Regions from separate parts of the Homo sapiens genome. Here region 2 is linked to region 1. The links are chromatin loops, found by intact Hi-C in ENCODE. Cell type or tissue: dorsolateral prefrontal cortex. All regions are shown on one strand. Links, peaks and the distances in the headings refer to the core of each region. The heading gives the core; the rest is flanking DNA.

The links. A loop is a pair of places that touch in the nucleus more often than their neighbours do. Peaks named below come from ENCODE experiments on the same cell type or tissue, not always from the same donor. Only the 100,000 strongest peaks of a DNase experiment are listed, where the experiment ranks them.
Region 2: it touches region 1 in a loop (1.9-fold over the local background); 3 of 110 quality-filtered maps call a loop at or near these places.

Annotation. Positions count from the first base shown.
Region 1 is chr15:27,736,805-27,752,425 of GRCh38, reverse strand. It overlaps a transcript of OCA2 not described here. Among named protein-coding and RNA genes, the nearest start is that of OCA2, 350 kb to the left of the region's middle. RefSeq lists an enhancer at 614-1,115. In dorsolateral prefrontal cortex, for the core only: no CTCF peak of the experiment used is centred there; a DNase peak (open chromatin) is centred at 9,205; H3K27me3 peaks cover 480 bases.
Region 2 is chr15:27,678,774-27,694,394 of GRCh38, reverse strand. No RefSeq gene overlaps it. Among named protein-coding and RNA genes, the nearest start is that of OCA2, 410 kb to the left of the region's middle. RefSeq lists enhancers at 1-254, 6,857-7,836. In dorsolateral prefrontal cortex, for the core only: no CTCF peak of the experiment used is centred there; no DNase peak of the experiment used is centred there.

The DNA.
Region 1 (15,621 bases), core at 4,259-12,258:
ACACTCCCTCCTGACGCTGTCTACAGAATTATTAGGTGAACAATCCAGTGCTTATTAAATCCTGTGTCGTTATGATGGAAAAAGACAACCTCGAAGAAACCAGCTGTGCCTTTGCTATAAATGTTGGACTGCCACAGGCAGTTGTCCTTGCTAGAGTTTGCCCGACATCACGTGCATAAAGTCCTGAAGACCACAGGGACGGTGAGGACACACTTTTACTGTCTGAATTCACCATGAAAATCCAGATGAAGGGTCTGTGTGCTGCAGACGAGGATCTGGTCCTGCCTGAGCTTGCATGAGGAGCTGTGCCTTACCTTTGACACACGGCCCCACGCAGGCAACGTGGCAGCAGCAGAGTCCATGGGAATCTGAGCCACTTCCTCCTGCAGTGCATGTGCGCCTTCCAGATCTGCTGGGGCCCAGTCTTGTAAATGCAACATACTTCATAACAGAAGATCACTGTGCACATCTGACTTGATGGTTCAGTGGATCAGATAGCCCTTGGCTTGTGACGCACAGCCCAAGTTCTGTAGTCACTCTGTTTTCCACAGTCAGATCTTCAACCTGCACCAAGGCCCAGTGGCAGCCTGGAGCTGCTTTTCTAGAGAAGACTAGTACACTAGTCAGAACAGGAAGGCAGGGACTTCATTCAGATCCTGAGGTTTGCACTCCTATTCTCCCCTCAAGGCTTGCCAGCATCTCCCTACAGTGTGTGTGTCTGCCCTTGGGATACCTGCAGCTGTGCTGTGCTATTTCACAAGGCCCAAGTGGCAGGGCAGCCAGTGTGGCAACCTGGACCTGTGAGCTGCACTTGCTTGCTCTGGTCCCCCTCAAACCTTGCAGCCTTGGGAGGTTACCTGCTAATGGGTCAGAGCAGCGAATCCAATATGTTATATGCTGCCTTCGAAATTAAAAGTGGACCATCAAGAATTGTATTTTTTTCTTGTTTTTGATGATTGGTACAACTTTTTCTCACTTTGTAGGGTAATTTTAAGTCACTCCTAAAATTACCATCAGGATGTTGTATTTCTTTTGTGTTACCATCTTGGTGTGAGATGGGCAACTTCCTCATGTAATAGGAAACAAACTTGGTCATTCTAATGGTTATTTAACATGATCTCTCTCAGCATTCATTCTGGAGAAGGGGAATAACCATAGGAAGGGTCCACCATTTCATAGGACCAATTATTATGCGGACTTAGCACAAGAATGCACTTGTCACTTGACCAACATAAGCCTCTATTCTGTCTTAAGGACCAGAGGATGTTTTGGATCTCTGAGAATCAGGGAAAATTTAAAACCATTAGGACCGTCTGGATATTTCTTACTGGAATGCAAAAGTCACCTGGTAAATGGCCACAGGTCCCTCTGAGGAAGGTGTGGGAAGAGCAGTAAATGCATCCGTGGGTCTGTTGCAGGATCTTTCTCAAATGCACCTGGCTGACCTCTCTTCAATCAATGACCTGTGAGGCTAGGAACACTCTCAGGTCTGGGAAGCAGCTTGTGTCATTCATCCTTCTTATGATGACTGAAGCTTCTCCCCAGGTCCAGATTCTCTCCAGGTTTCTATGTCAAGCTTCCCATAGAAGCCATTGCTTTGAGCTCTGTGATCCACTTGCCTTTTGGCACAGACCTCTGAAGCATAATGTGGTAACTGTGCCAACCTTGACTATGACAATTAAGCACACCGCTGGTCTTTACCACCTTGGAATCCCATTATTCCCACTGAGAAAAGATAACTTTATTCCATTACTGCCTCTCCTACTGTCAGCAACAGTCTCCAAAGGACAGATATCAGAGACTTCTAAGGACACTGGTGGCCCCTGCAACACTGCATTTATTAATGCTTCAATGCAGGAAGTGTCCACTGGATTCTCTTGCAGGGAATGCTAGGGGACAGCTGAGTAAGGGACACATAAAAATCTGAGCCTTTGGACTCCTTTCTCTATATGCCCAATATTAACCAACTGTGCATATTAATAATGCCTATTCCAAGGGGTCAGCTAACACATTAAATCTCAAACTCCCGGTGAGTGTGCCTGTCCAGGAATTTGGCCCGTTCAAGCCTTGTATTTTATCCTCTGGGATGTAATATACTTAGATTCCATTTCCTTAAGTGCACTCCAAAGAGGGGTGTAGTTCTGTAACTTTTTCAATATACAGGTTAATTTGTCTTGAAGGAGACGTTCTACTTCTCTATCCAGGATGCGTTAGTATCTTGTAAGAGCCCTGGAGAAAATGATGGGTATTGAGGGATGAATCTTGAGACAAATACACATCAGTTTCTGAGGCAACTAACCAAGGTGCAGTCACTAGGTGGCTTTAAGTGGAGAAAAGAGGGGTGGGCTTGTGGATCAGAGGGAGATAGAGTGATTCTTCCCACTTAACTCTTGGTCAAGATTGTCTTTGCTAAAGCCTATGCTTGCAAATAAATTTTAGGATAAGCTTGCTTATGCCTATTTTAAAAAACTTGACCTGATGTGATAGAAATCACACTAAACTTATAAGTTAATTTGGGAAGAATTGACAATTTTACTATGTTGAACTTTCCATCCCTTGGACATGATATGTCTCTCCATTTATTTAGGTCTCTTTTGGTTTCTTTCATCAACATCTTACAATTTTCAGCGTGCATAACCTGGACAAGTTTTGTTAGATTTATAATTGAGTATTTAATATTCTTTGAAGAGAAAGGTACTGTGTTTTAAATTTCAGTTTCCAAATCTGCATAATTAACGTGTAGAAATGTGATTGATTTGTGTGTGTAGATCCTGTATACCATGGCCTTGCTGAGTTCACTTATTAGTTACAGAATTAAAAAAAAAATTCCTTGGTATTTTTTACATAGATCATTATGTCATCTACTAATAGGGACATTTTCATTTCTGCCTTCTCAATCTTTATGCCTTTAATATATATTTTTTGCCTTATTCTGGTGGCTAGAACTCATAAGAAAGAATTTGGCCATTCATTCACTAAGCTAGATCTACTTGCAACAACTTCTTTCAGTTTTTCTTCATTCTAGAAGAGTTTCATTTCACCTTCATTCTTGAAGGAAGTCTTACTGGACATAGTTCTTAGTTGACAGTTCTTTTCTTTCAGCCCTTGAGAAATGCTCTGTTACTTCCTTGTGCCCATATGGTCTCTAATGAGGAATGTACTGTCATTCAAATTGATTTTCCCCTACAGATAAGTTGTCATTTCCTCTTGCTGCTTTCAGGAATTTCTTTTTTTTATTTAATTTCAGGGATTTGATTATGTTGTGGCTTAGTATGGATTTCTTTGAGTTTATTGTTTTTGAAGTTTTCTCAGCTTTGTGAACTTTAGATTTCTTTTACCAAAATCGGGAAATTTTCAGTTAACAATTATCCAAATATTCCTTCAGCCCCATTCTCTTTTTCTTCTTCTAGAACTCCAGTGATACAAATGTTGAATTACAGTCTTAAAGCTCTGTTCATTTTTTTTTCAGTATTTTCTCTCTGTGTTCATATTGGATGAATTTTATTGATCTGACCCAAAGTTCACTAATTCTATACTCTGTCGTCTCCACTCTACTGTTGAACACATTCAGCAAGTATTTTATTTTTATTTTATCATTATCATATTTTTCAGTGTTTAGTTTTCATTTGGTTCATTTATTTATTGCTTATTCATTGCCTATTGCATCATTTTGTAATATAGGCTTTAGAATCCTTGTCATATAATTTGTACAACTGACTTCTCCTAGTGTTGGCATCAGTTGATTGTCTTTTCTTATCCAAGTTTTAATTTTCCGGATCATTGCATGACAGATGATCTATATATACTGGAAAAACTGGCTATTAGGACATTATGGATTATATTTAAAAGTTGAATTTTAGCAAGCAGTTACCCTTTTCAGGTTTGGCACAAAGGTCCTGGTGTACTTTTGTGCACTGCGGCTCCAATGACTGTCTAGTTTTGGGAGCTGATGCCATGCTATTTTGGTCTGCTTGCTTTATCATTGGTGTTGATGCTTCCACTGCTCCCTGCTGATGCTGCTTGAGGATGTGGAGAAAATACCCAGGTCAGGCCACCTGGTGTCCCTAGGATGATGGGATCTTCTGACTTGCTCATTTGTTTTGAGGTTCTCCCCCAACTATGGAGCAGTGCCGACCATGAGCATTTCCCAGCCCAGGTAGTTTGGGAGCAGGATATTCCTCATAGGTGCATCCTGGCCTCAGTGTGTCTGGGTTGGGGAAGGGATTCATCAGGCTCACTGATGGGAAGAGGAACACTTATTGTCAGTGGAGATTCAGATTGCTCTCCCTAGTTGGTTCTTCTGGGCTGACCTGGTATTGTTGGTGGGACTCGTGTTCAGCTTGAAGGAAGACAGAGCCCATCTGGGCTGTCTTCTGTAGCTAGGCTGGGCCAGGAATAATTCTGGCTGGGTTACCTTCTTCTGTTGAGTGGAGGGTGTGGGTGCCCCACCACTATATTTTTCCTCCTACCCTGGATTCCAAACCAGTTCACCCTCCTCATCCACGTTTCAGAGTTCTCCTTTGGTCATCTCAAGTTACCAAGATGCATAATTGTACTGAGTGGGGAGCAACAGGCAGAAATAGAACTTTCTGGAAATGTCATCTTTTCCAGATCAAAATTCTCATTTGCTGTTGAGAAAGAACTCATGTGATCAAACGAGAATACTCATTTTTTTTAATAGATATTAAATCTAGGTTTAAGATAAGCATAGCATTATTTCTTTAATTTCAAATTGGAGAGAGTTAGTTTTAGGTAAACAGGTACAACTTAAAAACAGGTTTTAGGTAACCTCCCTGTTTAATTCTTATATGGGTTCTTTCCATAAAAACTGACGTCTGGGTGGTTCTGCACTGAGAACCACTGCTCACTGCTCCCCTCAGTCAGTTCCAGGCCGGCCTGCCCACTTCATGGCCTTTGTCACCCTGACACTGGCTCCCCAACATCTAAAACCAGCAGTGTTTTAGTCTGGAGGATCTTGAAACTGTTGGCTGAACATGCCCAGAACTGGCTGTTATACACCACAATGTCAATTTTCAGCGGCTTCTTACTTTTTCAAAGTAGCTTAGTCCAGAATAAGGAAGACCGATCGAACACTTACTCACATTTCTGACTTTTACATTTTCTGCAGGACATTTGTTGTGCTGTATATAATCACAGTTCTTCCCATGTCACCATGCCCCAGCAGGGGTCCTTGCCCCATGTGACTGTCACAGCCATACCTCACCTGCACTGGCATGAGGCTGGGGTGGAGTCCCCTCCTCACTGTGTGGTTGTTGGTGGTGGGGGGCTGGAGGTGCTCACTGAGTCTGTCTGTGTGCCTGTTTCCTGGGCAGTGATCTGATGGTATTAATTTTCAAGTGGAGGAGACAGTAAGTGAAATTGATACATTTAGGAGTGATAAGTTTTGGGGAAAATGGAGTCAAGTCATTTAAACAGGTTCATTGGGAGGGAACATCTGAATGGATGTCTTGAGCCAGGGTTCTTGTTACAGCCAGGAGGTCTGTAGCATGAGCAGGATGAGTGAGGGTGGAACCAGGGTCTGATCCCACCAGACTGTAGGCCAAAGAGGGACTCTGGATCTTAGTGCCTGGGAGAAGCAGCTAGATAAATGGATGGGGATGTGGGAGAGAGGGGAGTACATCCCACTGTCCAAAAATGGTATGCTGTCTCCACTGCTGCATCAAAGGCCAAAGTTGGGTGAGGGAGGAGACTGACTTTATTTAGGCTGTCACCATAGGAGAACACCCCAGATCTGAAGACCAGTGTCGTGGCTGGGGGGTTATCCTGGAATTTTACAGGGATGGTTAACCAGTTGCAGAGGAGTTGACTCACAGCTAGGGTTGTTCCGCAGAAGAGGAAGTCTCCATCAGTTTTTGGAACAAGGATTGTTTTTCTTTCTAGTTAAGTAGTTTCAGGGGGAAAAAAGTTCTATTTATTTATTTATTTATTTATTTATTTATTTTTTAATACAGAGTCTTGCTCTGTCACCCAGGCTGGAGTGCAGCGGCACGATCTCGGCTCACTGCAACCTCCATTTCCTGGGTTCAAGTAATTCTCCTGTTTCAGCCTCCCGAGTAGCTGGGATTACAGGGATGCACCACCACTCCTGGCTAATTTAATTTTTGTATTTTTAGTAGAGATGGGGTTTCACCATGTTGGCCAGGCTTGTCTTGAACTCCTGACCCCGTGATCCACCTGCCTTGGCCTCCCAAAGTGCTGGGATTACAGGCGTGAGCCACTGCGTCCAGCCAAAAAGTTCTAATTTTAATGTTGATGAAGAGTGAAACGCTGTAAAATGTTTAAAGAGGTTTATTCTGAACCAAATATGAGTGACCAAGGCCTGAAGCACAGTCTCAAGAGGTCCTGAGAACATGTGCCCAAGGTGGTTGGGTTAGAGCTTGGTTTTATACATTTTAGGGGGGCAGAAGTTATAAGCAGACGTCAAGCAATACGTGTAAGGTGTACATTGGTTTGGTCCAGAAAGGTGGGACAACTTGAAGCAGGGGGCTTCCAAGTCATAGGTGGATTCAAAGGTTTTCTGATTGGCAATTGGTTGAAAGAGTTATTATCTAAAGACCTGGAATGAATCGAAAGGAGTGCTGGGGTTGTGGACAACAGGGTTCTGATTATGTGGGTGAAATCTCTTCAGCAGCTGCCCTTAGATGCTATAGATGGCAAATGTTTCCTATTCAGACCTTTAAAAGGTGCCAGAATCTTAGTTAATTCTCTCCTGGATCAGGAAAAGGCCTGGAAGGGAAGGGGGATTCTCTACACAGCGTAAATTTCCCCCCACAAGAGAAAGCATTGCAGGGCCATTTCAAAATATTTCAAAGTGTCAGACGTGTTCAAACCAGAGCAACTCCATCTTGGGTGAGGGCTAGGAAAATAAGGCTGGGACTTGCTGGTCTGCATTCCCAGAAAGTTAGGTATTTCTAGCCGCTAGAGGTTTACGGTTAAGGGAACAGACTGAGAAGGTTTACTAAACAGATCCAGACTTGGGAGTGTCCAGATATCCCAATATCTTGAGAATAAAGGCATTCCTAATTTTGCTTTAAGTATAATAATATTGATTCTTGCAAAATATGGTAATTAAGAAAATTAATCCTTTACTACAAACCCTTGTAACAGAGCACATCTCCCCATGACCTTTTTTTATCCTATATACATACACACACGAGCATTGTACCTAGGGTGGACACGTTTCCTCCTCTTACTTTTGGAAATGCCCGACTCCGTCTAAGGAGTAGCTGCACTTTCAACACTTTACTTTCTTAATAAACTTGCTTTTGCTTTGCATTGTGGACTTGCCCTGAATTCTTTCTTGTGGGAGATCCAAGAACCCTCTCTGGGGGTCGGGATCGGGACTCCTTTCCTGTAACAAAAGGAGTACATTTTGTGGTAAAATACTGCAGGTTCTTTCAGGGCCCGCTATCTGTCATGCGATGCTGCACTAGAGTCAGGTTGGAATTTGGTCTCTTACTGCTACAAAGGGTCTGCTCTGTCAGAATCTCTGGTCAATTGTGCCTGAATTCCAAAGGGAGGAGGGTATCATGAGACATGTCTGACTCAACTTCCCCTCATGGCCTGAATTAGTTTTCCAGGCTTCTTTGGAATGTCTTAGGCCAAGAGAGGGGTCCATCAGTCAGTTGAGTGGGGAAGGGTAGAAGTTTATTTCTTGTTGACATTACCTAATCAGAGGCAAGGAACAGTTTTAATGTTATCTAATCAATCATAAGTCGAACAGCAGGAGGTCAGAGGGTCTGTCTTTGGCTTTGTCAGCTGCATATACATGGGGCCCGGGTAATCCTGTCTGAACAGAGCAACATTCAAATAAAATTCATCCAGCAACTGAGAATAACTGAATATGGAATGTAAATCTTTACTGGAATTTTAACAGAGAAACCCAAAGGGCCAATGCAAAAACCATGGCCCACCTTGAGAAGAGCAAATCCTTTTTCTCTGCCTCTTGCCCCATCACCAGCCCTGCTGGCCTGACCCCTGGCTTTCCCTCCATCTCGTGCCCACGGTTCCCCCATCCAGCCCAGCCTCTTGCTTTCTCCATCCCTGCCTGCCCTTATTGTCAATGTCAAGTTCCCACCATCCTGCTTTTGCTTGCTTTAAATTCAGCAGCTCTTTTCCCGCATGATTTTAATGAATTTATCAACTTTTGAAAGACCACCATCCCCCTCCGCTGGCCCCACCAGGTCTTAAAGATCCAGGCTGAGGGTGCGGAGGGGCTGACACCCCGGATCTTAGTCATTGTTGTTGGCTGTCTTTGCCCTTGTTGCCTGCCTGTCTTTGGGGCTAAGGATGCTAAATCGAGGTGCAGGTGTTGCTGCAAGAGTGTCTGGGCCAGCTGTGGGCACTGCCCGAACTGACCTTCAGTCTTTCTCACAATACTTTATGGACTCTGCAGTGTAGAAAATCAGTGAGAGGTTTCCTGGGGGGATATGGGTTACAGGGAAGCATTTGTGGCCAGGGAGCAGCTGGTAGACAGTCAAAAGCAACGATGACGTGGTGGCCAGGTGTGAAGGTGAAAGGCAGGTGCTCAGGACCTGGCTGCGGGAGGGAAGCTGGCTGGCCTCGGGGCAGGGGTGCTGGTGAAGGAGGCTGCCGAAAGCCAAGGGCCGTCAGCTTCTCCAACTGCACAAGCTGATGGAATGCATTTGCCGTGTGCTATCTGGACATAATCTGTGCCTGAAGAGCAAGGATATTTGATCGAAACCCACTTGTCCTATGATGGTGAGCTCCTGGTGTAAGGACAGCAGGCATTTAGTTGCTGAATTCACTAATTCATGGCCTCCCTGGGCCCCACCGTGTTTCTGGGCCTGACACGTGGGCAGACCATCTGTGATATGGACAGAGGTGTGCTGTTGCATTGCTGACACTCTGGAATAAGCTTCCTGGGCAGACGGAGGAGAGCAGGAGCAAAATTCCACCAGAAGGCTTCTGGGAGGCTCTCTGCCCTGGTGTTCAATAAGCCCAGACGAGGGACCCTTGATAAGCATGCTGTTTTGTTGGATTGTAGCTGATGTTTCTCCTGGCAGCCTGAAAGCGACTGGAATAAACCTGTCCCCACCCCTTCTCAAGAGTGTGGCAGAGTGTCACTGTCCTCTTGCTCGTCTCCGCATCCATTGGCAGTGCAGCCCTTACAGACTTGTGGCCGTGCAGACTGGGATGCGTGCCATTCAGATTTCCTCTTGCCAGTAACTGGCAGCTGCCCTGGGTGGCCGGGCAGCCAGCTCCCCTGCAGATGCCTTTTGATAAAGTGCCACTGTGAGCCAGGGTACCAGGGTTCTCCCTTCCCAAGCATGTGGGTGCTAAGAGGCGAGATGTGCTATGCAGAGAAGCAGCAGGATCGCAGAGGCAGCCAATGGAGCCTTGCGGAATGTCTACCCTGATGGCATTTTATGCCATGGATAAATTAAAAACAAGCTTCCTAATTAAGTGCTTAATCGAATACTCAGCCTCCTGAGGTGTGTACAGAAGAAACGGAAGATGGCTTTTGGCCTCCAGGGGCTTTCATTAAGCATTCCATATTTCATCATTTTCTCCCGCTTCCTTCACTCCCCAAGGCCACGGCCATGTGTGCTGCTTCCAGACTTCTCAGAGGGCCTTATGTATGGTGAGCCCTTAAACAAGCTGTGTGTGGACTAACGCATCATTTCGGATTCTATCATACATATAAAGAGAGCTCGAGGTGCCTGAGGGATTCTTTTAGTGACAAAGCCAGATTATAGCCGGTTAGGTTCAAGCTGTTCTCGTTTTGCTCTCTTCAGCTCATCCTTTCCTCGTGTTTTGCCCAGCTTGCTTCTGCAGACAGTGTGCAGAAAGCTTTAAGGGAAGGTGGCCCGGTGCTGCATCCTCCATTGCCTATAAATCTTACCGGCCACAGCTCTGCCATCGTGCTTCTTCTGCCTCTCAGTCTTCAGCCTGGGATGGGACTCTTGGGGTGGGAGGTGATTGGCTTTTGTCCCCCTCCCACATGGCCCTTCCCTTGACCTATGCACAGTTGGTCTGGGCTGGTCCCACCTTTTGACAAATTCTTGAAGACTGACCTTTCCCCAAGCATACTGTCTGCTCCAAGGTTCCACAGCTGCTTTGCTGTGCATCAACATCATGCTTTAGAGCACTGGGGAATGATGTTTAACTTGCAATCTGCAGCCAGAGAGGCCCCATTTGCTTTGTCAGTGCCCACTCTCACCGCCCTTCCACCATCAAGGCCCAACCAGAAGGCAGGGCATGTGTTCTCTCCTCCCACCTTGCCCTGGACCTGGCATGGTGCTCTTCTCCCAGACAACACTGAGCACGTGTTGAAATGAACATATCACCTGCCTCCAAGCAAAGGCATAGCTGCCACAGTTCAGATACGTCTGCAATGTGTATTTCCTAAAACCATTATTTTCAGCAAAAGAAAATGTCAAGAGGAGGATGTTTAAATCCTTGTCTAAATGTCCAATCCTTAGAGAAACCAGCTTGGATAAGTTGCTACTGTTTCAGTGCTGAATTGTTTTGCAGGATGAGTAATGTTAATCGTGTAACAATAATGATTGATATGCTATCTAAAACAATTTGTATGACACATTTGAATAAAAGTAATTTGAAACAATTCATAGTGGCATTGTTACACTTTCCTTGAGCTCTGCTGTCCTGGAAACCTCATGGTTAAGAAGCCCCCGTCCCCTCCCTTATCTTTTTGTTCCCCAGGAAAAGGCTCACTGCCAAGATCCACCCTTTCCCATGCGACTTACATAAAACTCTGGAATGCCCCTTGTTTATCTGGGATAAGGCCAGGCACAGACCCTCATAAATAATTAGCTGGACTTTGTCCCCACTCCTCAATCTGGACAAAACATTCAGTAACTTGACTTGCCCAACCGTACTCAGGATTCTGTCCCACCGCCAGATGCAGACCCATCCTTTCTCATGTCCACTGAGAATGTTTTCTGCTCAACCGTGGGGTCACGACACCGGCTCACTCCTCTTACCATACCCTGTTCTTTATAGCTGTGCCTACCCCTCCCTATGAAAGAGAATCCCTTTCTTTCTGGCCTTTGGGACGCTTGCAGGTCTGATGGTCAAAGCCTCCCCCATGCAGCAGTCCTTCCCCCAATGGCAATGTTCCTTTTGGATACAGTCTCTCCTTGCCTAAGTCTGGGTTTGGTTTTAATTTGACAATAGGAATCTTCTATGTGTGTAAGGGATGTGTTTCTCAGAGATCTCCATTTTGAAGTGTCCAGTTGGTGAAGTCGTAGTTATATTTTCATGATCTAAGACAGAGACATTTTGTCTTGGTGAGGGTTAGAGGCCTCCGCCGTAAGCAGGCCTGAGATAAGAGCTGTGCTGTACACAAGGATGTGCTGGAAAGCCTTGCTGCTCACTCACCCTGCTGTTATCCACAGCTCTGGAAATGCTGCTGAGCCTTCAGCTTCCTCTACTCTACTTACTGTTATCAAACTCAGCAAGGGGCCTCCAAGCTTCTTGCAGGTCTGCTCCTCGGGGAGTTAGGTGGGATGGATGAGGAGGAATAGGACTCATTTCAGGAGGCTGGAGACTCGTGAGACAAGCATGGGAGCTTCTCTCAGATCTGCTGACTGTGTAGGGACAGAGACAGAGCAGGGTGCACCTTGGGCTCGGCCGACCCAGCCTGTGCCTATGCCCAGCTCTGCTGGTACACGGGGAGCAGAGATCACTGCTTCTTCAGGCAGGATCTGAATTAATCTGCTGATTCCAGTCATCAGGATCAATATTTAATAAGCACTTGTTCACCTGCTTGTCCTCCCCATGAGGTCCTTAGAAATCAAGGACCATGTGTAACTCAACTCTGCATTTCCAGCACATGGCAAAATGCCCATACATACTTGCACTGCATGTACTTTTGTTGACTAAATTGATGAATTAGGTTAAGTCACCCTTCACCTCTCCTTCTTCTTCTCTCCTAGTGGAGAGATGACCAGATGCACGAGTGGACCCAGGAAGGCTTTGATGTCCTTCCCTGACCCTCCCAGGGGCGATGGTCAGGGCTGCAGCCTGTGGCTCCCGGGTTGTGTCTGAATTGGGAGGACGGGCACGGGGGCTGGCCTCTGGTAAAAAATGTAGGGGACCTTTTGATCTTTTTCTGTCCCTCCACAGCCAAGAACACTCAAGCTGGCCCTGCTGGAAATAGGGAGTCACACCCAAGCACAGGGCTGGTCACAGATCTCAGAAATGCCAACCTTATTGGCCTTTTATTCTAAACAACATTTCTGAAAGCAGCATATGGGCACAGCACACTGTGCTGTAAGTCACGTCTATGGAAGCAGATGTAAATAGCAAGGCCATTTATCAACAGAACAGTTTCTCAAGACAGGAAAGTGGAAGACAACATCCAATTTGTTTTATTACTCAATCACAAAAAATAACCAGTGTATAGTCAAACATGTACCTTAAACAGTAGTGTGCTGAGGGAAATGGCCTGAAATGCAAATCTCACCTGTACCTCTGCACCCCTGAGTCACGTCCTCTGCTGACAGTGATCTCTGAGACATTTGCCAACTCTTTGGGAGAAGATGGCTTCTGTAGTTGAGGTAAAAGAGCTCTTCATGGGTGCATGGAGGGAGATGAGGAAGATATGGGATTTATGCCTGAGGTAGATCCGGTTGGAGGTAAGAGAATTCATGTGCTTAGAAATCATTAATATTGGCCAGGCGCTGTGGCTCACACCTGTAATCCCAGCATTTTGGGAGGCCAAGGCGGGTGGATCAGCTGAGGTCAGGAGTTCAAGACCTGCCTGGCCAATGTGGTGAAACCCCGTCTCTACTAAAAATACAAAAATTAGCCAGGCATGGTGGTGGGCGCCTGTAGTTCCAGCTACTCGGGAGGCTGAGGCAGGAGAATCACTTGAACCCGGGAGGTGGAGGTTGCAGAGAGCAGAGATCATGCCACTGCACTCCAGCCTGGGTGACAGAGTGAGACTCTGTCTCAAAAAAAAAAAAAAAAAAAAAAAGAAAGAAATTATTAATATTATCATTGGTAAGTGTAATGATCAGCAGGCAGTCATGTCATCACTGCTTCTCCAAGGAACAACTTAAATCTGGAAATAATAGTCAAGCACTGCTATCCCTTATAAAGACAGGGTGACCACGCACCGCAGGATCCTTCCTAGGGGTGGAGTTGACCAAATCATGAGGTAGTCCTCTTTCAGTGTTCTCCTTAAAGGATGCTGCAGCCTGGCAAGGGTCTTTAAGAAATCATTTCCTATTTATTTTTAGGGTTTCCCACTTCTCATTTTTCATCACGAAGGTATCTGGAACTAAAGAAAACTCAAGTAGTTCATGTTGACAGGAAAAGGCAAAAGAGGCTCCATGTGCTAGAAGACGCTGGCGACCTCACTCTGCCCTGGTTCCGCCACTGAGTCAACCTCAGACACACTGGTCTCTGTGCCTCAGGGTCCCACCTGTAGAGCAGAGGCATTGGACAAGGGGATGCTGGACTCTTCTTCTAGACTGTCGATATTAAGTTAGATGCTTAACCTTGATGCCTTCATATTTTTAAATAAACATTTGTGTAGATGTACAACACACATAAAGGAAATTATAAATATTTCCCTAGTGAATTTTCACAAAACTCTTACAACCTAGAAACCCATTCCCTGTATGCTTTCTGGAAATACGGATTTTTAGCTCCGTAGGTTAGTTGCGTTTGGCGTAGAGCCTTTTTTTTTTCTGAGACCGAGTCTCGCTGGAGTGCGGTGGCGCGATCTCGGCTCACTGCAAGCTCTGCCTCCCGGATTCAAGCCATTCTCCAGCCTCAGCCTCCCGAGTAGCTGGGACTACAGGCGCCCACCACCATGCCCGGCTAATTTTTTGTATGTTTAGTAGAGACGGGGTTTCACCGTGTTAGCCAGGATGGTCTCGATCTCCTGACCTCGTGATCTGCCCGCCTCGGCCTCCCAAAATGCTGGGATTACAGGCATGAGCCACCGCGCCCGGCCCGGCGTTGAGCTTCTTATAAGTGGAAGCGCATCGTGTGATTTTGCTGTGTGTCAGTCTTGTTTTGCCCCACACGATATTTATGACACTCATCGGTGGTCTTGGCACGTAGCAGAGTTTGCTCATTTTGATCCTTCAGGTATTCCATTGTGTGAATGTGCCGCAGTTTATTTACCATCTGTGGTTGGTTGGTATTTGGGCTGTTTTTTGTTTCTAGGTCTTATTAATAATTGTGCTAGGAACATTCTTGTGCATAGTTTTTGCTTTGTTTGGTTTTTGGTGTATTTCTGGTTGCTATATATCTAGGAATGAAATTTCTCTGCCCTAGAGTGAGCAAAGGTTCAAGATTAGTACATAGTTTTCTAAAGAGATTATGTTACTTTATACTCCCACCAGTAGAATATTAGATTCCATGTGCTCCCTGTCCTCAGTAGTAGGTGGTGGTGTCAGCATTTTGTTATTAGGCATTCTGGCGGGTGTGTAACAGCACTTCAAGACAGTTTCGATGTGCATTTTTCTGATGACTGATGATGTTGAGCATAGCCTCTTTTGTAAAGTGTCTGCCCACACCTTTTGTCCATTCTCCTATGACGTTGTCTGACCTTTGGCTAATTTGTGGGAGTTCTTTCACTACTCTGGATCAATGACTGCCTTGTTACTCTTTTAATGGCATATTTGATCGCAACAAAAGTTGTTAATTTTAAGGCAGTCCAATTTATGAATCTTTCTTCTTATGATTAGTGCTTTTTGTGTCCTAAGTAAGGAATATTTGCTCACCTCCCAAAACATGGTAATTTCCCATTAGCTCTTGTAGAAATTCTACTGTTTGCCTTTTATGTTTAGCTCCACAATCCAGCTAGTCTTATTATTTTTACGTATGGTGTGAGTAGGAGTCAAGATAGCATTTTTTTGGTATGGATATTCAGTTGACTTTTCATTTAAAAGACTATCTCTTCTCTTTCTGGTCTAGAACAGACTATTCTGTTCTATTGACATATTTTGCTATCCTCAAACCGACACTCCCTGTTTTAATAACTGCAGTTTTATGATGTGTCCAGATATGCTGAGGTGTAAGCCTTCCAACTTTGTCCTTCATTCTCAAGATTGTACTATTTGCCTTTTTCATTTTCATAAATAAATATATTTTGAATGTTTCTTATGAATTTCTATAAACCTACCTGCTATGATTTTGATTACAATTGCATTGAATCTACAAATAAATTTGAGAAGAATCATACTCATGAGCTTTTATTTAGGCTTTAAGTTCTCTGAAGAATGATTTGTAGAAGTTCTGTGGGGAGGCCATGCATATTTTTCACTAGATTTATTCCTAATAACTTGATGTTCTTTGAGGCTATTGTAAATGGTATCCTTTAAAAAGTTTCTTTTCTAATTTATTATTGCTGACATAAACAAAGGTAATTGATTTTTTTGTATGTGTTGGCCCTCTGTCTACAAACTAACTTTGCTAAATTTAATTAATAATTCCCACAGTATGTCTGAATGAACTCTTGTATTTTCCACAGAAGTATGTCATAATAAATAATGGCATTTTAAGTTTCTTTTTTTCCAGTCTATTCTCTTATCCCATTTCTCAAATTATTGCACTGGTCAGGACTAGACATTTCTATATCATGCCCAAATTCATAGT
Region 2 (15,621 bases), core at 5,087-13,086, 59 kb after region 1:
ACAAGTGAGAGAGGGTGGGAGATGCCACACACACTTTTTTTTTTTTTTTTGAGATGGGTGTTTTTTCACTCTTGTTGCCCAGGCTGGAGTGCAATGGCGTGATCTCAGCTCACCGCAACCTCTGCCTCCCAAGTTCAAGCGATTCTCCTGCCTCAGCCTCCCGAGCAGCTGGGATTACAGGCATGTGCTACCACACCTGGATACCATCCACTTTTAAACAACTAGATCTCATGAGAACTCACTCACTATCACAAGAACAGCACCAAAAGGAGTGTGCTGAACCATTCATGAGAAATCCATGCTCCAACCCAATCACCTCCCCCCAGGCCCCATCTCCAACACTGGGGATCGCAATTCATCATGAGATTTGGGTGGGGATACATATCTGAAATATATCAGTTGCTTATAACAATATCTGAGACTGGGTAATTTATAAGAAAATAAATTTATTTCTTACTGTTCTGGAGGCCGGGAGTTCCATGGTTGAGGGGCTGCCTTTGGTAAGGGCTCCTTGCTGTGGGGACTCTCCGCAGTCTTGAGGGGGTGCAGGGTGTCATACGACACAGGGCTAAGTGTGCTAGGTAGGGTCTTTTTTTTCTTCTTCTTATAAAGCCCCACTTTCATGATAACCCATCAATCCACTAACCCATTAATCTGTTAATCCATCAATGGATTAATCCATTTGCAAGACCAGAGCCCTCATGATCCAGTCACCTCTCAATACTGCCACATTGGGGATTAAATTTTAACATGAGTTTTGGAGGGGCCAAACTTGCAAACCATAGCATTGATCTTCAGGAGACAATTTGAGGCAGGAATTGGCACTCTCTCTATGAAGGGCCAGAAAGCAAATATTTTAGGCTCTGCAGACCACACATGTCTCCATGGTGACCATTGATTCTGCTGCCACAGTGAGAAAGCATCATAGATGTAAATGAATGGGTGTGGACGTGTTCTTATAAAACTGTATTTGACACTGAAGTTTGAAGTTCATGTAATTTTTATGTGTCATGAAGTATTCTTCTTTTGATGGTTTTTCAACCATTTGAAAATGTGAAAACCATTCTTAGCTCGAAACTGCATGCCAACAGAGAGGGGCTGGATTTGGCCCTGAGGAGACATTTGCTGTGCACACTAGAGAAGCTGGGAATGCCTTGCCCGCAGCCCTCCCCAGGCGGCCCTAGCCCCTCATGGGTGGGGTGCTTTCTTCTCAGGTTCCAGACATACAGAGGGCCTCAGTACATGTTCAGAGAACACATGCGTGCTGAACCCTGAGCCTCTCCTGCCTTATCTCTCCCCAACCAGGAGCGATGCACCACCTTTCCCTCAAGCAACCTTCCCTTGTTCTTATTTTGGCCAGCCCCTTCCCTGTGGGCACACATGCAGGCTTTCAGGCTGTCCTGTGGGATCACTGCAGGCTCAGTGGGCTACTCACTTACTGGGCGTATTAGCCTAGGGGAAAACTTTAATTCAATTACATTTTTGCTTGTCTTAACCCAACTGTAGAAACCAAAGTTACACCTGCTCCAGGTAACATTTGCATTTTAGCAAATGTCTTTCAGGCCTTCACATCGGAGCTAGTGGCCAGGCTAATTAAGGGGTACTTTTTGATAGCTTTATCCACCCTTACAAAAATAAGCCGCTGAAGGTAGCTCCTGAGGCGTCTAGAAAGGTAAGCTCTTTTAGCCATTATACTTGGTTCAGTGCTCTTCTACCAACTGGCTGGCAGCAAAGTGAAAATCCAGGTGCTAATTATAGACCATTTCTATTTCTGCTGCCAAGAAATGGCTCATCTTTTCACGCTTCATGATGGGAGTGACGGACAACAAAATATTCCTCTCCAAAATACTGGGGATGGTTGAGCTAAAAGGGTTGAGGTGCAAGGCACATTCTGCCTTTTGCTGTGCTCTCTGCCTTTCTCACCTAAAGTCAGGCCCCTTTGCAACACTTGCTCACCAGCTCAGAAAGAAAGCTCAGAGATGGTGGCGCCAGAGGTTCTAGGAGCAGACTTCACTCTCCCCACAAATCTAACTTCTTGCATCTTCCTCCCTTTCGAAAACCTGGAGCAACTTTTGTCTTTGTCTTGTTGCTATATAGGAGTTAGGGCTCTTTGTTCCAATACTATTTAAGTAAAGCTCCCCGTCCTTGAGAGATAAGTACTTTTTGAACTCTCCAGCATGATGGGTGCAGCGCCCGTTAGTAAGCTTCTGTTGGTTTTTTGTATGTTATTCCAACTTTCGTTTTCAGGATAGTGTCTCAACTAAGAATGTAAAAAGGGAAGGAAAAGAAATTATATTTTCTCCCCTACAAGAGCATGGGCTTTTCTATAGATATTTGGCTAAAAAAAAAACCCAGATAATTCCAGCTGGTGTCCAGGGTCTTTGAAGCATCAGTGACCAAACCTGTGGCAGGTGCATCTAGTGCCGTTTCAACTGTTTCTGATGACCACCCTGTAAGTGTCCTGTGTAAAGGTGGAGGCATTGTCTACATGTGACCAGAGCTCTCACACATGAACGAGCCAGTGTATTGACATGATTCTTATTTATTTCTAAACACCATTATGATTCTCCTAGAGAGAACTGAACGGAGAGCATAGGCAGCATCTACCCAAAGCCACGACACTCTCATCCACTCACGTGGATGGGATTGTGTCTGTATGTGTGTGCTAGGATAGTCCCAGCTCTCTGCCTTTTAACTCAGGGGCCAAAAGTGTTTCATTCATCAGGTGAGAAAGTGCCAAATCCTTGAAACAAGGTACACCCATGGCCAATTTCCAGACATTTGTTTAATGGGATGCTCTCTGTTCCTTTTTACATTAAGTTATTGTTCATGAGTTGTTTGTGTTTCCAGTGTTTGTCAAAGATTTTACTTATATGTAGTCCAATTCCTATTAGAAAGGGGAAGGAATTTGCTCAGGAAAACACCATGGCGATGCTTGGGATGCAGATGAGCTACAATGGCACGGTCAGCCACAGAGGAGGTCAGCCACGGAGGAGGTCAGCCATGAAAGAGGTCAGCACATAGGAGGTCAGCCACAGAGGAGGTCAGCCACAGAGGAGGTCAGCACAGAGGAGGTCAGCCACAGAGGAGCTCAGCCACATAGGAGGTTAGTGACAGAGGAGGTCAGCCGCAGAGGAGGTCAGCACAGAGGAGGTCATCCACAGAGGAGGTCATCCACAGAGAAGGTCAGCCACAGAGGAGGCAAATATATTTCTAGGGGAGGAGGGGATTGCAGAATTAATTTATTCTGTAATAAATCAGAAATTGGAGACAGTGGAAGAGAGGGAGGAAGAGAAAGAGATGATTAAGAGAGTTGAAATGGCATTTAGAAGAAGTGTGACCAGTGTGTAACATAGAAGAAGTATGACCAGTGTGTGATTTAATAGGTATCCCCAGCTCCCAGATCTGCTGTAAAGTATAAAAATTGACTACATACATCAAGGATTTAGGTGATTTTTCTTGTGATGGTGAAGGGGAAATTAAATAAAATCAAAGGAAAGGACAGCATTCCACACCTGGTGAGATAGAGCACAGAAGAGGCAGTGTGTGGTCGAGAACTCGGAGGGAGTTAGTGGGAGGGGAAACTGCAAGCTGGGTGTGTGCCTGGCATCTAAAGGTGGAGGGAAAGAGGCCCAGATTCCAGGTGCTGGCCGAGGATCACAGCAGAGCTGGCATTAGCAATCCACAGGTGTGTTGGGAAGAGTGGTGACATCTTTCCCCTGCAGCGGGAGTGGGCCAAGGAACCCACTGCCTGTCTTCCACTCCCAGGCAGAGGCTGGGCATTTGCTGGGCTGCGCTTTGGGAGCCCCTCTCTGCTGTGAGCTTCCTGACATCACTGCATGAGAAATGTCATCCGTCTCTTCTGGAGGAGTTAGGCTTGGCTGTCTGAAACCATCCTCCCCGACAGGAGGCAGCATTACTATTGGGATGGGCCGGGACTGGGCTTGTTTCCTTCCTGCCTCCCCAGCTTCCTTGCTCTCAGGCCCCATTCTCCAGGCTGCTGTCTTGCAGCTGGTCCAGGCCAGGGTATTGCCCAAGGTTGGCAGGGGATCAGCTGTCTCTATGGGACCCTAGGCACAGGTGTGCAGCCAGCACACCTCTATCCATGTCCCTACCCAAGGCTTGCTCACCTGGGACAGGTCTGTCCTTCCCCAAGTCTGTGAGAATTAAGAAATCTCCTAAACAAGAAAAATTCATCTTGGCTAGAGGAAGAGGAATCTGCACACCTGAGCAAGCATTCTAACTATCTGAGGGGGTAAAGCACGGATGAAATGACCAACTGCTATTCCAAATCCACAGAAAAGGTAGGGCAAATGAGTCCAAAGGCCTGAAAGAACAAGCCCCAGGGCAGAATGTGTTGACCAGAAAAGTAATTTTGTACTAAGGGAAGGCCTAGAGATCCTTTAGAACAAAGAAGAAGAACAATTGCCGTAGTATGTTCTAAGACGAAGATGTGAAAGTCTTGAGTATTGGAGGGCACTTTGCAAGGGCAGGGTTGTCAGTTTCAGTGTGGTCCTCATGGCAGGAGATGGCCAGAGGAGAAGACTCACAGAACACAGAGCAAGCGCCATGCAGGCACGGAGACTGCACACACTACAGCCCCCCACGGAGGACATCTCCCTTGCTTCCTAGCTGGGACATGATTCCTGCAGACTGGAAATATTTTCAAGAAACTTAAGGAGTAACATATGAATGTTGAAAAGGCTGCATCTTTGAATAGCTCCAGGTGACATGTGCAGTTGCAACTTACATTTTCTGGTAAGTTACAGGAACCCAGATTGTATCGTGCCTCCATATTCTGTCTGTATTGTTTTAGGGTTAGTGCAGCCCGAGGCCATCATGAGGCGGATTCCTGGGATTCACTTGGTTGTTTATTTTATTCACTGGCACTGAATCCCACTTAAATGCATAAAATCATCTTGAAACCTAACTCTCCTTTCCTCAAGCACTCCAGTGAATTTTTCTACTTAAAATTCATGAAGTAAGAATGAAAATGGTGCATTGCGTATTGGGAGTGCTCACTGAAGTCTGAGTGGACACTTGTAGTCAAGCCAGAGAAAAATTGGGAAGACAACGCTGTGACCATTGTGGATGGGAAGCCAACCTATCAGTCAATATAAGATTGGCAATGCTGCGGCAACAAGCAACCCAAACCCAGTGGCTCCATGGGGAAAACAAAAGGCATTTCTCACCCAAACAAAAGTTGTGTTGGGTTTGTGTGACTCTCTAAGATGCTGTTATCTCTGCAGTGATTCAGTGACCCTGTTATGACATTATCCGGAACATATGCCTTCCTCAGTCAATATGGTTGGCAAGAGATGGCATGGACTTGCAATCTCTATAGTTGGCAAGAACTATGCAGAAATGATGCACAGTACTTCGGCTCACACCTTATCTGTCAAAGCAAATCATATGACACAACAGAGTCTAAAAGAGGGAAAGAAGAAGAGCCTTGGCGTGTGCCTGGTGAGCATTACCTGATGCTGGTGAGCATTAGTGATGCCTACTGCACCTCGATAATACAGAGTCATGCTTGGGTGTAAAATGCCATGCAATCCTGATACCACTGTGTGAACTTAGGTCACTTCAGTTCCTAGGATGCTGAGCAGTATATTGAAGTGGGCAAGTCCTAAACTCGGATTGAAGTAGACGAAGGAAAAGTGATGGCTCCATCATCTATATTAACTGAGAGACTTCAGGCAAGTTACTTAACTTCTCTAGGCTTCCATTTCTAAAATATGTAATAAGGATGATAAAAATAGCATTTGCTCCTGAGGGTTCTCATGATGCTTAAATGAGATGGCGTGTAATGCCAGCCCCACTACCTTCACCCATCTAGCCCCAGGTCTCTGTATAGAGTGATGCAGCTGGTTAGGCTCTAGCCCAGTGATTTGTATTTCACATCTGTTACTTGAGAGACCCGAACTCTAGGAAGAACCAGAAATAAATTCTGAAAAAGGACCTTCATACTGGAAAATAGCAGGTGGCTTTTCTAGCTGGGAAATACATAGACAAATAGAACCACAATGGAAGATCACTGGGACAGTCTTGGAATCTTAGACTGTGAACCCCTGAAGGACAAGCTTGTATCCTTAGTATCTACAGGAGTGTCTGGAACTGGGAGGCCCATATCTGCCTCTGCCCTCGAGTCCCTCTCTGGACCTACTCTGCCTTCTCATTCTCCTGTTGACCCAAGTGTTAACCAGGAAACTTAATTTAATACCACTAGATGCTGACCATAAAGATAGCTGGTTTCTATTCTTCTAATGTGGAACCTGAATTTTGCTCACCAACCAGTCATTGCTTATGGCAGCTATAAACACTTAAAGCTTTTCACACACGGCAAATTCACCCATTTCCAAGGTGTTTATATGGACACCACGACATGCCAGGTGTGGGCTAGGGGCTCATGACATGGAGCAAAATCAATGACCCCACCTCACGGAATTCACAGCCTGGGGGAGGAAGCAGGTGTTTAAATAGAGGATAATACAGACAGAGATTGAGAAATTGTAACTATGATTCTCCAGTCTCCAGAACTGTAAGCAACACATTTCCGTTGCTTATAAGCTGCCCAGCTTATGGAATTTCGTTATAGGAACCCGAATGGACACAAGACACATATAACACTAGATACAGTGTGATTTGATTCAGTAGCATCTAGATTCTTCTGATCAGGCATGCCTGATAATGCACCTGTACATCCTGTAAACTGTTTCTGACAATGAGCCTTTAATTCACACATATGCACGTGTTTACAAATTATAAACATATGCTATTGTGACCAGATTTCTCATAAGCAGGAATGTCCCACTGAGTGAGTGGTCTTACCTCCCTGGGATCCAGCACTCCACTCTGGAGAACACTCCCCTAATAGTGTCCTGCCCAACTCCGTGTTATTAAACTAGATGGGAGGGGAGGGCATCTGCAGGGATTCTCTGGAAAAGAGGCAGAAGTTGGATTTCTCTCTGTGATTCCTGGGCTGGCCAGAAAAGGAAGGACAAGTAGACTCAATGGTCAGTAATGGCCAAAGACCAAAGTTCAGGGATGTATGTGAGGTCCAAGACCATGCTTCTGGCCAGATGGGAATGTGGTGGAGGTCCACACTGGTCATGCTGTGTGCTGAGAGCCCTGGGCTCTGTGGAGAGCAATGGGGTGGCCAGGCAGGGGGTGGCCAGCTCCCTGCACTCTTCCCATCAAAACAGTGTGTATCGATTTTACCTGTCGAACGTCTGCATTTGATGCAGTTCTCCCTGGCCAGACACAGTCTAAAGCCCCCGCCCCAGCTCTTGCGGCTGCCCCTGTCCACACCCCCTCCAGCCTCCCAAACTCCTCCAAGTCACGCCCACCTCACGAACACTTTGAGGTGTTTGAGTGAATTGACTGAACCTGCACCCATGCCAGGTAGGTCTATTGATCACTCCAGTTTTACTATTCCAAGCTCAACGCATCTGGCACACTGGACCAGGGGTAGGAGGGTCAGAGGGAAGCCCAGGTCCTCGTGCTCTTCCAGGGAGAGCGGGGCTGGGTGGCAGGCCTGGCCTCACAGCACCCTCCACGCTGGCAGGACCTGGCCACACCCCGTGTACTGGAAATTCACTGTAAGGGCCAAAGGAAAACTTCTGCCCTCTGAAGGTTTTCTGAAAATCAACTCACAAAAGACAGATTAGTAGAAGCAAAGATCTACAAAATTTTAACATGTACAGCATGGGGAGTCTCAGGAGAATGATCCCCCAGTAACCCAGCATGCTGCAGGAACCTATTTACCTTTTCTTATAGGGGAAGGGAAGCTGGGGGAATGAATAGGCGCAATACTCAGACAATGACTCATAAGAACGAGGGTTGTTTTATGCAGATAAATTCCTTCAGTTAGACTCTAAGAGCTTCCTTCGGGAGAATAGATGGTTAAGTCTGTCTAGGAGCAGGGAGGACTCCCAGTCTCTTCTCCTTTGATGGTTGATCTTTCTAGGTTATTTGATAAATCCCTAGGGAGGGGGTTTAAGACAATTGCATTGTTTGGAAAGAAGCTTTTTTGGTCAAATAAAGAAATTGCAGAGGGAGGCCCTCCCTGTGCTTAGGGATGGAGGACCAGACAAGGTTAGAGGGACTTTGGTTCTGAGGCAGCTTCTAAGGCCTCTCAGTGTCAAAGCACTGGTCCTCAGGGAATCACTTTCTCAGCCCAACACTGCCTTGGTGGATATCCTAGCTCTGCTTCTCAGTAACTTTCTAGCATCTCACAGTTTATGACCGGCTATGAGTGGCCTCTGAAAACACATTGAAAGTGCATAGAGAAGCCCCTCAAAGCCACCTGCAGTGGACGCTCCACTGCGTGCCAGTCTTAGGTGTCGCTGCAGAAAAGCACAAGAACTTGAGAGCCCTGTACGCTGACAAGAGTGATTTTCCTCCTGGAATAAAGGATTTCTTACCGAGAGCTAGCAGGGCGATGTGAGAAAGCACTATCTGCCAGGTTTGACAGCTAGGTAATTTCAAATTGGAATTTCAGATTTGGCCTTCACTTGTCTTTCCTTTGAAATTTCCATTGCATTTCCCAGACATTTATTGAGTCCACTTGTCAGCTTGGGTGAAAAATACTGCCTACCCATCACTTTCTGATTTTTCCTTTCAGCCAAGACTGAATGCCACTAATGGGCCATTACCTGAAGGTACCGTGAAGGGCGAGCTTGTCCTTGGGAAATAAACCTCTGGTGTGAATTATTCCACTTGCATCTGACCAGCGTCAACACTGATGGCCTGTGGAGTGGGTAGGTTTGTATCCACTCAACAGCCTAATTACATTCCATAAATGTTGGTAACCTTTCCTTTGCTATCTCCGCAAATGTAAGTATCTGTAGTTCCTGTTTCTCTTTTCAGCCTACAGAATATTATTATTTTTTCCCTTTCTTTACAAGCAAGAGCACAAATGAATTTACTAGAGCTGACTGGCTCCAGTTCCTTTGGAACAAATGCTAAGCATAACAGGATCAGACATAAGGAAAAAAATTTAAAAGGATGTTTGATAGAAATATTTTCAAAATTATGCTGTAAAAACCTAGGTGGAGTTCATAGTTATGGATATAATTTTGTCTGTAGAGGACAGGATCAAGTTTTACAGATGTGTTGATGAAAAGATTAAAACTCAGTAAAATTGAAGAGATGTATTCTAAGCCAAATATGAGTGACCTGTGGCCTGTGATACAGCCCTCAGGAGATGTTGAGAACACGTGCCCAAGGTGGTCAGGTTACAGCTCGGTTTTATATGCTTTAAAGAGACATAAAGCATCAGTCAGTACATGCAAGGTGTATATCGATTTGGTCTGAAAAGGCCGGAAAACCGGAAGTGGAGGATTCCAGGTCATAGGTAGATTCAAAGATTTTCTGATTGGCAGTTGGTTGAAACAGTTAAATTATTGTCTAAAGACTTAGAATCAATAGAAAGGAATGTCTGGGTCAAGATAAGGGGTTGTGGAGACCAAGGGTTTATCACGCAGATGAAGCCTCCAGGTAGCAGACTTCAGAGAGAGTAGATTGTGAATGTTTCTTATCAGACTTAAAGAGTCTGTCCTATCAGTAGTTCAAAAAAGGAGGAGGGTATAATGAGGCATGTCTGGCTTCCCCTTCCCCTTATGACCTGAACTAGTTTTTCAGGTTAACTTTGGAATGCCCTTGGCTGAGAAGAGGGGTCTGTTCCTATCGGGTGGCTTAGAATTTTATTTTTGGTTTACAGATGGGACTTAAACATATATACAGAAAATTGGTCTAGCATATGACTGTTTACTCCAATGTCACCTTTATTACATCTCATGCAACAGGACCTTCTTTTGCAGAGCCTAAGCTCAGTCCACAGCAGGGCATGCTGCATGATGCTTGGAAGCTGGGGGGTGTTGATTTCAAAGCTGCTTCCAGGAGAAAAACCACTTTTATGGGACAGAGTGTGAGTATTAGGGGAAAGATGGGTGGAAGTAGGCACAAAGAAGAAGACAGGCAGGCATAGGATACAGGTGAGGGCTTCGCAGATGCACGTCAACCAGGTGCAAAGCTGGTGAACTTTGTACAGGTCTGCCAGCTGAGGCCAGGGAGTTACAGGGAGTTAAATGTGGGGACACAGGTGTACACACGGGTTTATGTTCTAAACCTGAGTTTCTTGCAGGTAACAGTTTCTATGAATATGCTAGCACTTGGGAAAAACAGGAGGTCATGGTGGATTATATTTGTAGCCAGAATTTCTTGCAAGTAATTTAGTTTCTAAGAATACGTGCATTAACTTTGAAATAAAAACTGGGGATACAGATGAATATCATATACTAAGAAAACCTCAGGAATGAGAATTTTTATCTCTTTTCTTCCGTAGGTCCACCTGCTGTTCTTTCTCAGAGCAGATGTCAAAGCATCAAAACGAGCAATGTTGCGTTAGTTGGGGGTGGTTTGCACCTTCTAAACTGCCTCGCTTCCGCCTTTCCACCACCTCTTTCTAAAGCCTCCCTCCCCTCACACAAATAGCTGGCTTGGTAGTTGATAAGTAAAAAACTTGTAGTTACCTTGAAATTCATAAAGCAGAGGTGTCAGAGTTTACAAAAGACCATAAAACATATGGAAAATTCCTTTGATTCTTGGGACTTGTTATGCTCTATGAAGTTACCTGGAACACTGCATTGGCCCATACTGAACTATTGCTTCTTAGAGAAACACAGGGTCTGGTGCCTGCAAGTCTTTGGTCACAGAATTTTGTCAAGCAGTCAATGCATAACCGTTTTTGAGTGTGTTTCTATGGAAAGACACTATATTTAACCTAGAGATACTGTTGATTCATTAAGATTGAGCTCGCCTCCAACAGCGCTATAACTTGTGCCTGCATGAAGCTTGTCTGACACTTGTATTTTTTCCATGAGGCACATACCAGGCTTGAACTTAGGAACGCTAGCCAGCACTTCATCCCTATGTTTGGGGCCATTTTAAACAGAAAAATCACTACCAAAAAGCACAAAAGTGCGAGAAACAGGGCACCACACAGACCATGGAAAAGACATTTGTTTACAGCAGGAGACAAGAAAGCAGGCCTTGCGCTGCCTCAGCTGGGAACTTGCCCACTAGGCAATTCAAATTCTTTGCCACTTTGTGTGTGTCCTCAGAAGACTGTGAAAGTGCTGCCAGCATTGATTTTTGGGGCTACAAACACATCCTAGTGAGCAGGCCAATTTGCAAATATGGAGTCTGAATATAGTGCATATGACTATATTTATTACTTGCTACCTTAGTCTGAGCTGCTATGACAAAATACTGCTATAACAAAATACCTGAGGCTGGGTAATTTGCAAGAACAGAAATGTATCTCTCACAGCTCTGGGGGCTGTAAAGTCTGAGAAGCAGGTGCTGGAAGGTTTGGTGTCTGGTGAGGGCTGCTTCATCGATGGCCTCCTCTCTCAGCTGCATCCTCACAGGCTGGAAGGTGGAGGGGCAGAAAGGGCCTAAGCTGGTTCCCTCCAGCTCTTTCTAAAAAATAAGATGCTAACACACGCAGGGCTTAAAACCTAGATGGCAGGTTGATAGGTATAGCAAACCACTGTGGTACATGTATACCTATGTAACAAACCTGCACGTTCAGCACATGTACCTCAGAACTTAAAAGAAAAAATAATAAGGTGCTAATCCATGTTTGATGGTAGAATATTCAAGACTTAATCACTTCCCCAAAAGCCCCACTTCTTAATACCGCCATGATAGGAATTAAGTTTCAACCTGACTGATGGAGGGGACACCATCACTGAAACCAAAGCACTTGCTAACAACTGATCTTCCCAAAGAGTTTCCAAGAATGTAAGTTCTCTCAAGTGAGATACTCAACGCAAGGTAGTATTTTACTTTGGATGGGGTGGCCTATTTTCATCTCTTTTTCAGATTAGCAAATTCTATTTTAGCTCTCATAATTTGAATGGGAGCTGATCCCTCCCAGGGTCTCAGTGATTCAGCCTCTTTGCCGCACACTCATATTTCTGGCCTGAAATTCTTTTGAGGTTGAAGCGGATAGACTAGGTTTCCTCTCTTTTGATTGAAGGATGGAAAGGCTGATGACACACAGGCCAGGTGACAGCAGAGCAGCTCAGCACAAGGGCCGAGGCTGGCTGCAGCTCTGACGGGCATGTTCTGGACTTCAGCAAGTATGGAACCTCCCTGTGCCTCAGTTTATACACTTGTAAATGGGTGGATAATAATGGCACTGTCAATCAGGAATCCAGACTCAGGTAAGGAGAGACTTTATCCAAAAGGACCAATGCCATTGAGGGAGGGGCTGTTGCTGTGGGGGATGCTTCGTCCATCAGACCTGCAAGTGTGGCAAAGGCCAGAAAGAAAGGGATTTTCTTTAATAGGAAGGGGTAGGTATGGCTGGAAAGAACAGGATATGGTGGGAGGAGTGAGAGGGTGTTGTGATCCCACAATCGAGCAGGAAATGTTCTCAGTGGGCATGAAGGAGGGTGGTTCTGCCTCTGTGCCTAGGACAGAATCCTGACTACAGTTGGCCAAGTCAAATTATTGGACATTTTGTCCAGATTGGTGAGTGGGGACATAGTCCAGCTAATCATTTATGAGGGTCTTATCCCAGATAAACAAAGGGGCATTTGAGAGTCTCAGTGAAGTCACATGGGGAAGGGTAGATCTTTGCAGTAAGCCAGTTCCTGGGAACAAAAGGATGAGGGAGAGGCCAGGGGACTTCTTAACCATGAGGTTTCTAGGAGCGCAGAGAAAATTCAAACTTGTCATTGCCTACCTTAAAGGGATGTTTAGAGGATTTAAAATGGATACATGCAAAATGTTCATATTTCTAGGATATATTAAATTGATATAAGTGCTAGCTCTTATTATTATTGCTATAATACTAAGAAGCAAAGGCATGCGTAGATGAGCAATTCCGACGGGAGCAGTGCAGCGGGTGGGAGGAGGGGACCCTCCCTGGGGGCTGTGGCTCAGACACGTGGGTGAGCAAATGCACAACCCTGGGACATGCTGGGATGTCATGAGAACTCACTAATGGTCATCTGTAAAAAGGTGCTTTGTGAATAGACTCCACTAGACGGGCACTGCTCACTAGAATATTAGCAAATCCATTGCAACGAGCTCACTGCTGGGGTCCTGTCTCTTGTCTACCCGCCCGGCCAAAACAGCCCCTACTGCCCCCTGGCGGCAAGCCTGTGTACGAGGTGTGGGGAGGGGAAGCCACAACAGGTAGCAGTTGGGTCAGGGCACCTACAAGTCATTTTTATTCTTAAAGCTCATTTAAAGCATTTATGGTGTTCATTAAAATATATTTTGACAGCCTGGGCAACATAGCGAGACTTCATCTCTAATAAAAATAAAAAAAATTAACTCGATGTGGTGGTGCACGCCTATAGTCCCAGCTGCTCAGGAGGCTGAGGAAGGAGGATCACTTGAGCCTGGGGATTTGAAGCTTCAGTGAACTATGATCAGGCCACTGCGCTCCAGCCTGGGTAACAGAGCAAGATGCTCTCACCCCACCACCTCTCTCTCTCTCTTCTCTTTATATATATATGTGTGTATATATATATATGTGTGTGTGTGTGTGTGTATGTATGTGTATATATATATATATATATATATAGGCTCAAATTGGAGAAGAAAGTGCTAGAAATCCACACCACTTTCTTCTAATGGCATTGCATTTTGAGAGAGAATAGACCAGACACCTAGACTTTAGCAACATTCTCAAAGAACAAGCCATGGAAAGGCTGTGTGCGGAGGAGAAAGGACTTCTGTTTGGGTTATATTAGTCTATTAGAGGTCTGAGCACTGAACTTATAAAAACCTGACTTTTGAACTGAAAAAAAGGGAGCTTTTATCCATTCACTTCCACAAAAGTATTGCCTAGGGTAATCTATGCAATTCCTGCAGGATAAAGATTAGCCTGTAGGCCCAATTATCATAAATTCCTATTACCCCAACAGAAATGTGTTGAGTGCCTATTTTGCAGGCAAAACGTCTTCCCTTCTCTCCCTGGTGCTGCGTTCAGCACAGAACAACCGCATTTGGCAGCTTCACTCCGACAGAGGCCAGTGGCTCCTTAGAGAGCTGAGGTGTTCCGGAGGCGCGTGCACCAAGCTTCTGCTATTCACGCTCCTTGGTTCCTCGGAAAGAGAGCGTTCGGTTGGAGGAATCAGTGTGCTTTTTGCTTATTGACAGCCTTTCTTCTCTTCTGAATCACTATTTGAACTGAAGGTCATTGGAAGACATGCTTTTGGGAGGGATATTTGTTTGGAAAAACAGACATAGCTCAAACCCTGCAGGCTCTCTGAATCTTTTGGTCTTTGATGAGCGGGTGGCCTGCCAGGCAGCGGGTGTTCTGGCTGCTGTGTTTGTGCCATTTGTATTTGATCAGCTGCTGGGGCACTTCTCCCTCTGACTGTGTGTGCGTGGGGCAGCTCGATTGCTGTTTGGTGTGCCGGGCTCATGGTCTCTTGCCCTCTTGTCTTCTTTTTATAAGCAATTAGATAATCAGAGAGGATAGACGGATAGACTCCTCCCCTGAAAAGCTGGCTGTGTTCCCAGGCATCGGGTGAAAGGCTTGTCTTTGGCTGCCGACCCCCACCCCCCACCCCTTCCTGACTCTTCCCTTTGCTTCTCCCCAGCACATATGGATCTTCTCAGGAGGCCCTTCTCACCCAGGACAAACATAATCTAAATAAGAAAACCCACATCCCTTGACGGCTCTGGTGCTATAGAATTCATACTTTTATCTTTGCCATCTGTCTTACCTCTCAGGGTCTCAGTTTCATCATCCATAAAATAGGAATAATAGTAACAATAACCACTTCTTAGGGATGTTATGCTGATTTAATAAGATAGTGTAAGGAAAGGGCTTAGAAAAGAGTAAGCCCCCACTAAATGCTGGCTGATCACATTATCAGCGAAAGCAGTGCACCCCAGGAAGGCTTTCAGTCTCAAAGTGGACTGCTGCAGAGACATGGCCCCTTGATCTCTATCTCTGCTGGCGGGGCTGCAGGCCTTAGGTCAGAGGCCATGTTGAGGAGGGGGACAGAATCCCTGTCCTGCCACCCTCTTAAAACACCGCACACCTGGCCTCGCAGAGAGAGGGACATTGAAAAAGAGATTGTGAATATAAATTGCAGGTCAGGTGTTCCCCCAATATTTAGTGTCCATCCAAGTAATTGGGAGTTTTTTTTTTTTTTTAAATAGAAAGGCACAAACTCCTGGCCACAACCCCTGCTGCAGACGGAGGGAGTCTGGGGCCCCAGGAGGATCCGGATGCTGGTGCTGTCGGCTGTGGAGAGAAAAGACATGCTTGAGGAGAACTGTGCCCTGTCTATGGCTCAGCCTTCCAGGGTATCTAATTCTGGTTCTAAGGGAACTGTTTCACAACTTGCTAAGGTGCAGACAACTGACAGCAATGCAGAGAGATGACTCCATTGCAGCCAGGTGAGCTCAGTCCTGTGGAGGCTCTGCTGGCTACCTCCTCACGGCGGAAGGGCCCAGCGTGGTTCCATCTGCACATTCCCCTACCTATTCCAGACCTACACACGCATGGGTTGTCTGATTCTCCTTCCTTGTAACTAGTTGTAAGATCTTACTAGTTCTCTCATTGATAATGAATTAAAT